Regions from separate parts of the Homo sapiens genome. Here all the other regions are linked to region 3. Evidence: chromatin contacts called from ENCODE Hi-C or POLR2A ChIA-PET data. All regions are on one chromosome and are shown on one strand. The core of a region is the stretch at or near the end of the contact, and the rest is flanking DNA. Distances in the headings are between cores, read along the strand shown.

The links. A loop is a pair of places that touch in the nucleus more often than their neighbours do. ChIA-PET counts read pairs that join two places held with the same protein, here RNA polymerase II (POLR2A). Pooled maps may share reads with other maps.
Region 1: a loop to region 3 is called in a map of PC-9, with 5 times the contacts of the local background. The contact joins two enhancer-like sites. A Hi-C loop is called at or near these places in 3 of 168 maps with a recorded cell type or tissue (IMR-90, PC-9 and endothelial cell of umbilical vein) and 5 of 50 pooled maps.
Region 2: a loop to region 3 is called in a map of naive thymus-derived CD4-positive, alpha-beta T cell, with 17 times the contacts of the local background. The contact joins the promoter of ZDHHC6 here to the enhancer-like site in region 3. A Hi-C loop is called at or near these places in 5 of 168 maps with a recorded cell type or tissue (CD8-positive, alpha-beta T cell, HCT116, IMR-90 and 2 more) and 12 of 50 pooled maps. POLR2A ChIA-PET finds 5 or more read pairs at or near these places in 2 of 52 experiments (CD8-positive, alpha-beta memory T cell and H1).

Annotation. Positions count from the first base shown.
Region 1 is chr10:112,810,454-112,813,194 of GRCh38, reverse strand. All of the region lies in intron 7 of VTI1A (vesicle transport through interaction with t-SNAREs 1A), which reads right to left. Among named protein-coding and RNA genes, the nearest start is that of LINC02935, 79 kb to the left of the region's middle. RefSeq lists enhancers at 245-944, 945-1,643, 1,644-2,344. Within about 2 kb of position 1,279, at least 13 of the 41 ENCODE cell types and tissues checked have a DNase peak (open chromatin) inside an H3K27ac peak, as active enhancers do.
Region 2 is chr10:112,445,535-112,448,383 of GRCh38, reverse strand. It overlaps ZDHHC6 (zDHHC palmitoyltransferase 6), which reads left to right and starts at 1,470. Exons shown (of 11, transcript NM_022494.3): 1 at 1,470-1,679; 2 at 2,734-2,849. It overlaps VTI1A (vesicle transport through interaction with t-SNAREs 1A), which reads right to left and starts at 1,169. Exons shown (of 8, transcript NM_145206.4): 1 at 917-1,169. The coding sequence starts at 1,010. RefSeq lists enhancers at 1,104-1,363, 1,564-1,683.
Region 3 is chr10:113,383,933-113,386,699 of GRCh38, reverse strand. No RefSeq gene overlaps it. Among named protein-coding and RNA genes, the nearest start is that of HABP2, 170 kb to the left of the region's middle. RefSeq lists a silencer at 1,281-1,390. Within about 2 kb of position 1,444, at least 8 of the 41 ENCODE cell types and tissues checked have a DNase peak (open chromatin) inside an H3K27ac peak, as active enhancers do.

The DNA.
Region 1 (2,741 bases), core at 30-2,529, 570 kb after region 3:
TTGGGCTTCACCCCCTCCTTGGTGCACCCACAGGGCCTGGTGGCTTCCCCTCCACCGCCCGCTCTGTTGCTTCCAAGGGCCCAACCTGTGTGGACTGGGACCATGTGGAATTCACCTCTACCACCCCAGCACATGGCACAGTCGCGTTGCACACAGGTACTCAAAAGAGAACTGCCCAAAGAGTGATCGTGAAAGAATGCAGTCTCTGGTAACTGTAATCTTCCATTCAAAGGAGAATGGAGAAGTCTGTGCAATTAATTTGCAGGAAAATCTCAGGAAGTCTGCATGGAAAAGGTTAAAGTTCAAAGTTGAAGCAAGCCCCGTCAAAGATGAAACTTCCTACCATCACGCCTTCTCAGCACTACTTGGTCTTCCCCCTGAAGCTAGAAGGAACTCCTTTGTGCTGGGTGGGGGCGGGGTGTCAGCAGGAAAGGGCATTTGCTTTCAAACCAAATGCTGGCAGACATTTGGGAGGAAGAGTAGAAGGGGATGGGGAAAGAGTTGGAATAGAGAGAGCTCTAAGCAAGCTTGACTGGCTGGGCCATCCACCCCAACCTTGGACCTCAAAGGAGTTGTGCAAATGTGATACCCCTCAGGACCAGAAAAGTGAACTGTCAGGGCATCTGGGTGGATAGGACTGAGCCAGTTTGGAAGGGGGAAATACAGGCTGGCATTGGTGGGCCCCATCTGTGAGGAAGCTTAGTTGCAATCGCAGCCAGGGGCTGCCGGCCTGTATTGCTGTAGGCAAAGCAGAAAGGAATGCAGAGCTCGGAGACAATCAGAAAAACCAGCTAGGCCAAGGGGTTCCCAGCTAGTGAGATGGCAGCGAAGGAACTTGGGGAGAAGCCCAAAGTAACTTCCTCCTAACTTTGGGCAAGGGGAGGGCTTTATGTTGAACTAGGTCTGCAGCAAGCCGTCTTAATCTCCCTTTTGAAAATGCAAAGTGTGTTTACCCAGTAAATAATTTAAGAAAGAATATACACTTGAAAGAAGACATCCATTGAAACAGCCAGGCTAAATTGCCTCCAGGCAAAAACTTGTGCATTTGCATGCTGCATTCTATTAAGTGAGCACACTGTGGCTTTAAAAGAATGCAGAGCCAAAATAAAAGGAATGTGGGCCCGAAACATCAAGGATTCTCCAAGTTTACATTATGAATCACAGTGCTGTTGATACAAGATGAATTAACCATTTACTTTGAGGCTGAACTCACAAAGTACTATTGAAAGTACTGATCCCCATGTGGAACTCAGGGAGCGGTTAATCTTTCCATTGCCAGTCTCCTCCCAGCCTGGAAACGAGCTCCTGCGTGTGGCAGCCGGAATCACAGAAGGCTGGTTCCAGTGCAGGGGACAGGCGCGGCACTGCACCTGGCACAGTTCTCTGCTCTTGCTCGAGGAGCCCAGGAATTCCACTGGAACAGGCATTACGAGTGTTCTCCAATAGCCAGTTCTCCTCTACTTCCAGGCATGGACTGCACTCTTTTTTTTTTTTTTTTTTTTTTTTTTTTTGAGACGGAGTCTCGCTCTGTCGCCCAGGCTGGAGTGCAGTGGCGCAATCTCGGCTCACTGCAAGCTCCGCCTCCCGGGCTCACGCCATTCTCCCGCCTCAGCCTCCCGAGTAGCTGGGACTACAGGCGCCCGCCACCACGCCCGGCTAATTTTTTTTGTATTTTTAGTAGAGACGGGGTTTCACCGTGGTCTCTATCTCCTGACCTCGTGATCCGCCCGCCTCGGCCTCCCAAAGTGCTGGGATTACAGGCGTGAGCCACCGCGCCCGGTCTGCACTCACCTTAATGTTAGGCTTGGTCATGGAACTAGCTTTGGCTAAAGAAATGAGAGCAAAAGTTCTGAGTGTCACTGCCAGCTGGAGGCATCTAACTTCCAGTGTTTGTCTCTCTAGCGGGCTCTTCCTGCGGTTTTGATTTGGGGAGGGAGGGGCTGTATTGTTCCAGAGAGTACAAGTTATAGGATGGTGGTAACATCTTCTGCCTGGATCCTGCAGTCATTATGTAAAGGGCCACTGTCCTGGAGATGCACCTGGACTCCCAGTGGACTTGCGTTAAGCCATTGAGGACTGGGGGTTGTCACTGCCGAATACCATAAGCTCTTTTACCCTGAGTGATAACGCTACCGTCCGCCTCTCAGACAAGACGAGGCATCTGGCCAAGCCAAGAGAGGCTCTGGTTTCATGTATTTCAGAAGCTAAGGTATGATGAAGACTGATAAGATTTTTTTTTTCTTGAAGAACAGGTTTTTGCCTCTTGGTTTTCAAAAGCTGGGAACCTCTTCTGACCTCTTGGTCACAACACTTTTCACTGAAGAATCAGGAGCTTCTTCCAGCCAATGCTCCTGTGTATTGATGACTGATGATATCATGCGTGAGGCCTCACCAGGCCTAGCCAGGCATCCGCTTCCTGTGTACAGCAGATCTACAGTGGCTGCGTTCGTTTCCCTATTCCAAACAGCTGATGCTACCCCAGCTCCAGGGGTACAGCTGTGACTGAGGCTGAGATGGTCAGTACATTCCATGCCCCTGGCCATGGTAACTGGACCAGGAGCAGGCTTGTGACTTAAGTCCATCCAACAGAGTGGATCTCAGCAACTTTGCTTGAAATGCGGGGTCACCTGGACAGTTTGGTGTGTGGATGTCAGGCTGGATCCACTGCAGGCCTTTTGATTCATTGAGGGAAGCCAACCTAAGAAAGAAGCTGACCCACAGTGGGCAGAGAAATAGAACCC
Region 2 (2,849 bases), core at 221-2,720, 940 kb after region 3:
TGCTAAAACACAAAAGGAAACACAAAAACAAAAACATTTCCAGATGGGAGATGTGAAATTTTTAAGTGTGAAAAATTATCTTGTACCAAGTTTTACATGAAACTGGGTTATACAATAAATCCCCAAGAAGGATGAGAAACAAGAAATGGGGGTGGGGGGTATGAAAAATACTAATGCTAATACAGCAACTAACAACACCAAAAGTGACTTTAAATATGTTATATAAATTTAATCTACCTAACAACCCCATGAGAGAAGTACAATTTTCCCCCATTTACTAAGAAGGAAAGTTGAAAGAGACTAAGAAGTCTGTTTAAGAGGCACAACTTTTATTTTATTTATTTATTTGAGACGGAGTTTCACTCTTGTTGCCTAGGCTGGAGTGCAATGGCGAGATCTTGGCTCACTGCAACCTCCGCCTCCCGGGTTAAGAGGCACAACTTCTAAGTGACAGAGGTAGGATTTGAATCTAGGCACCCTGATTCTTACCTCTATTTTGCCGCATATAATTATAACAATATTATTACTAACACAACAACGCCGCTGTAGATTGTAGATCCATAGGCTACATACTTTCATTCATTTTCTTTGAATACTCACATGTCTATAATTTACAAATGAAAACATTAAGACTCTTAAGACGTTAAGAAACGTTTCCAGGTTATGCAAGTTACAAGAAGGTAGAGCCGGGATTCGAACTCAGATGGCTCAGATTCCGAAGGCTCTTTTCACGGCACCCCACACCCGAACTTGACTCCTTACCCTCAACCAAGCCAAGCCGTATCCCTCCTGGGAACAGCCGGCACCACCCACTCCAGCCTCGCGCCTCATAGACACACTTACTCGGGCGGCGTTCCACCGCCCGCACCCTCCCAGCTCTCCCCAGCACCCTCGTCCAGCCGGGCAAGGCTCTCACCAGGCGGGAGTCGTGGGACCCTCGCAATCTTGCTGGTGATCTCTGCAGTGAGCACCGCGAAGTCCTGCTCGTAACCTTCGAAGTCGGACGACATGGCGGCTCCGGAACGAGTAGCCCAGGCCAAAGCCTAGGTCAGGGAAAGGGCCTCGAGGGGCAGCGAGGGGCCCCGCGGCTTAGGAACCCCGGAAGGTGCCCCCGAGAGCAGAACGGAGAACCGGGGACAGCTCTCAACCCAGCCGCTTCCTGGTTGTTCGTCGCAATCTCGGTTCTCCGGAAATTGGGTTGCGTGCGTGCTTTATTTTCCGCTCCGACTTTAAGATAAGTAAGTTCGCAAAGGAAAAGCGCCCCAATTAGTGCCTCCCCCCAGAAAAGCGTATGAAAATATGCAAGTTCTGAGGGATCATTAGAAGCGTTTTTTCCCCCCTTCGTGTTCTGGGAATCGGCTCCGGATCCACACGCTACAAGGCACAGCAGCTTGCTTCCGGAGGGAGGTTTGAGGCGGCGAACCTCCGGAAGTGACAGTAACAGAGACTGCGCAGGGGGCCTGAGCGGGAGAGTCCTGGCGAGGGCGCTGGCCGAGAGGTGCTCGGCTTGTAGCAGGTCCCGCACTCCAGCCTCTCGCTGCCAGGGTTTGCTCTCTGCTTGTCCTGGGCTGAGGTGTCCATGACGGAGTCATCCAAGGAGGAAAAAATCTGTTCCGGGTGAGCCCAGGCCGCCCCGGATATGCGATGGCTGAGGAGCAGACACCAGGGACCACACTGAGGTGGGAGTCAAGGCAGGGAATATAAGCACGATTTTGGTGGTCTTTGTCCCACCAGAGTGGGAGCAGGCTCTCCTGAATGTTGAGACCAACCTGGCTTACCAGGATATTTCTTCCTTGGGTGAGGATTTATTTCTAAGCCCTCTGCTCCATGACTCGGGCGGGAAACTGAGGCACAAGTCAACAGCGTCTGCTGCGTGGTAGTCTGTATTATCCATGTAGCTCAGATCCTCTTCCAGATCTTCAGATCCAGTCCAGGCAGAGATGCCCTTCCACAAATCTCTCCGGAGCTCGCCGCCCTGCCTTCCATTTCCCTCGCTCCTGGAGGCACTTCCTCTTCTTTCTTCCCTCGAATCTTCTAATTCAGGTTCTTCTCATATACTCTTCTGGTCATAATTTCACACACACCACACACACTCTCGCTCTATCTCCTCCCTTCCTTTCCTTGCATGCTCTCTTTGCTTTCACTGTCGCTCCTTTACTTTTGGGCCAAATTGACTGTTCTCTTGATGTTTGGGTGGCGGGGTGGAGGAGACTGCAGGCAAATGGCATAGACCATGTCTGACTCATACTTGGCTTAATTCAAGACTTCATAAGAGGCAGCTTAGAATTTCATAAAGGGAGGTCGTTGACTTGCCTTCTATTCTGGTTCACCTGTTACTTGTGACCTTGGTCTAATCACTCAGCCTCTCTAAGACAATTTCTGTTCTATGAAGAAGGAAACTGAATTAGATCAACTCTAAGGTCCTAAAATTCTTTGTCTTCTCAAACTATTCACTAAGCGTTGGATGGTGACAGTCCCCTGACAAGCGGAGAAGGAATAAAAAAAACTATTTTGGAATCGTGTATCCAGTTTGCATGCCATTCAAACTTGTACCATATTTTGGATAAGTCAAAAGTAGTTCTTTTTGACATTTGACAAGATATGCATCCCAAAGTGTAGTGCACTTGTGAGATGCTGTTGTGTAGGTGTTTATTGTAGTTAACAAGTATGGTATGCAATAAAGGTTTTGTTTTGTTTTGTTTTAACTGAACTTTCCCATTTTGTTTTCTTTAGGTTGGGTTTCAGACCAAGACACTGGATTCTCCTAGTTAAGATAAAGAGCTTTGGGTGCCTGACAGTGAAAATGGTGTAATCTGCGTTAACAGTTCACAGCTTGAAGGCATGACAAT
Region 3 (2,767 bases), core at 195-2,694:
AAGCAGGAAGGGCCAGATCACCTGATGCTTTGCAGAATGTGGGATTTTAAACTTTACCCTAAGAACAGTTCGAAGCCACTGAGATAGGTATCCCTGAGGACTCCATTTGTTCTCCACTGTTTTTGTTCACTTCCACTCTGACACACAAGCTCCTAGCTCCATGCCTGGCAATTAACAAGAGCCTAAAAATAATCAGCTGGATGGCTGAACCCAGTCACCCCAGGGAGGGAGAACCTGCAAGCAAAGACCATGACCGCACATCCGACATCTCACCTCTCTCCCTCCTTTTGTCTCCCCTGATCCAGGCCTGCAAGCTGAGAAGTGTACAATCCTCACAACAAGGAGTGATTGGCAATCAGGTGCAGAACTAAGCTATTTCTTTCACCACCACAGTCCTTCCAAAATGTTCCCAACTGGCATCAGATATTCTCATCCTGACCAGTGAGACAACCCAATGAAAACTGGTGACTCAGAAAGGGTAAGCATTTGTCAAAGGCTGTACAGCAAATCCCCGGGTGCTTGGCGAGTCATGTCTTGGCCAGTTGTCAAGGGCAGTGTCCCCTATGTCATTCCTCAAATACATATTTCTAGGCTTAATTATATGAATTTACATTTCTTTGGCTCAAAAAAAGTAGGTATAGGGGCATTTTCAATGCTGCACACAACTGAAAGTAGATTGAAACCATCCCGACCTCAAACAGAATGTCAAAGCAGTTGGGTTTCTGAGCAGCAACAGAATACTTTTTATAGAATGGGAAGTCAATTGAGAAATCATAAAAAATTAGAGTTGGGAAGGACCTCTGCGCTCACGAGGGTCAGGTCCCAGGGGCTGCTGTAGAATTGTTCCCTGTGGTGAAGGGTCTAATGTTTTGTCCACTCAAGTTTTAAATATCTCAACCAATAGCTCACCCCTGGGGACACCTCTCCACAGGGCAATAGATCTTGCTGTCAGGGCTTTTTTCCTGCTATTCAATCTCACTTTTCCTTTCCTCCACTTCATCCCATTTGTCTTTGGCAGTAATTTAGACAAGAGTGTGCTGACGTTTGAAAACGAAAAGCCCTGTCTTTGCCTTCAACCTCGTTTTTCCAGACCCTTCTACCTACGGAAACTTCAAGATCTGGCAGGGAGAGAGGGAGGGAATGAGGAAGAGAGGCAAACAAACAGACTGGCGTGGGTTCTGGAAGAAGCTATCAAAGGGCCAGCCCCCAAGGCCTTGAACCCACAGGTGTACAGGAAGAGAGGGCACTGCTGCTCCGGAATGTGCAGATTATAGAGGACCTGACTCTCAAAGGCAGAAAGTCACCGAGTTTTCTAGGCAGTCCAGAGCTCAGCCACCTCTTGCTATGACACATTAGACAGAAGGTGGCAGCATAGCACCAGGCTCTGTGTGCTCAGTGGCCCTGTCCATCGCAGCACACCCCAACTGTTCGGCTTCCAAACTCCACGAGCAACAAAACCCAACCGGCTGGAACGCCGGGCTTAGGCCAAGAGTGAGCTGCAAATCAAGGCCCTGGCCAGTTTTTTAAGTCAAATCCCAAACAGTTAGGATTGTGTGAGCACAGTCCATTTTCTCCCCAAGAACATCTTGCAGCCAGAATGGAATCCAAAAAAATAACTGCAGTCCTGAACAGCGGTGTTTGTCCAAGCTGATCTAAACACATAAACTTACCGTCTCGTCTGGTGTTTTGTGCACAAATTTTTGTGTTTAAAGACATCTGGGGTTAATGCTTTTTTTTTTTCTTTATTCTTTCTAGCCCTTGGCTATTTATTTCTGAATTTGTCTCTGGTTTTCCTGTTTCCCTTTGCTTATTTTTTACTTATTTGGTAGTGTTTGCATGTGGTTCTTCTGAAAGCAAGGATCCACAGGCTACGCATTTCTCACTTGGAGCTGAAGTCCTGCTGGGGAACCAATTATATGTCCTACCCACCAGGGAGAGTGTGATATTTTTTATTACTTTCTAATTTCAGGTCTTGAAATGGCTTCAGTGATCAGAACATTCTTCTGCTTAAGAACCTAAAGGGGCCAGTGAAAGGATGCTTTTGATTTGTATTTCATTTAGAATGGTCCATACTCAACCAAGTGTACTCCAAGGATTTCCATGGGGCCTCAGAGGCTTGAAGTGGGGAAAAGCAAGACAAAGACAACAACAAAACTTTCTCGCTGCTTGCCTTATCATACTGGGAAAATGCCGGCTACTTGGGGAAAGTCTTTCTTTGAGAAGTTGGTGAACTGAGAAAAAAATGGATAGAATTAGAACAAAACAATTTCACTGGATTCTAAGTCTATTTAAACTACAGTAGTAAATCAAAACCATACCTCTTTCTCATTACTCATGGCCCGATAGTAGAGCCTCCTAAATGCTTATTAAAGCAAAAGCAAGAAGTGTTTCATTTCTAAATACATTCACAGGAATCCCCAACAAGGTGGTTGCTTCTTTCTAACTGTTGTTTGTTTTATGCTTGTTTCTCTTCTTGAAAGAGTTATCATGAAACGGAAAGGCTTAAAAGGGGGGTGGGGGTGGGGGTGAGGGTCCAAATAGGCTCTAATGAGGAAGAAGGAAATAAAAGTCAAATTCTCCCCGAATGTCTGAATTTCTATTTATTTATCTTTGCAATAAGAGAGGATGCCTGACAATCCGGAACTGCTCTTGGATAAAACGAATCATACCAAACAGCTAACAACCCTGCAGAATAGCTCAAAGCCCAAATTATGAGCTATTTCAAATCCTTTCCACTTGCCATGGGGGTCTTGACTGAGTTTTTTCT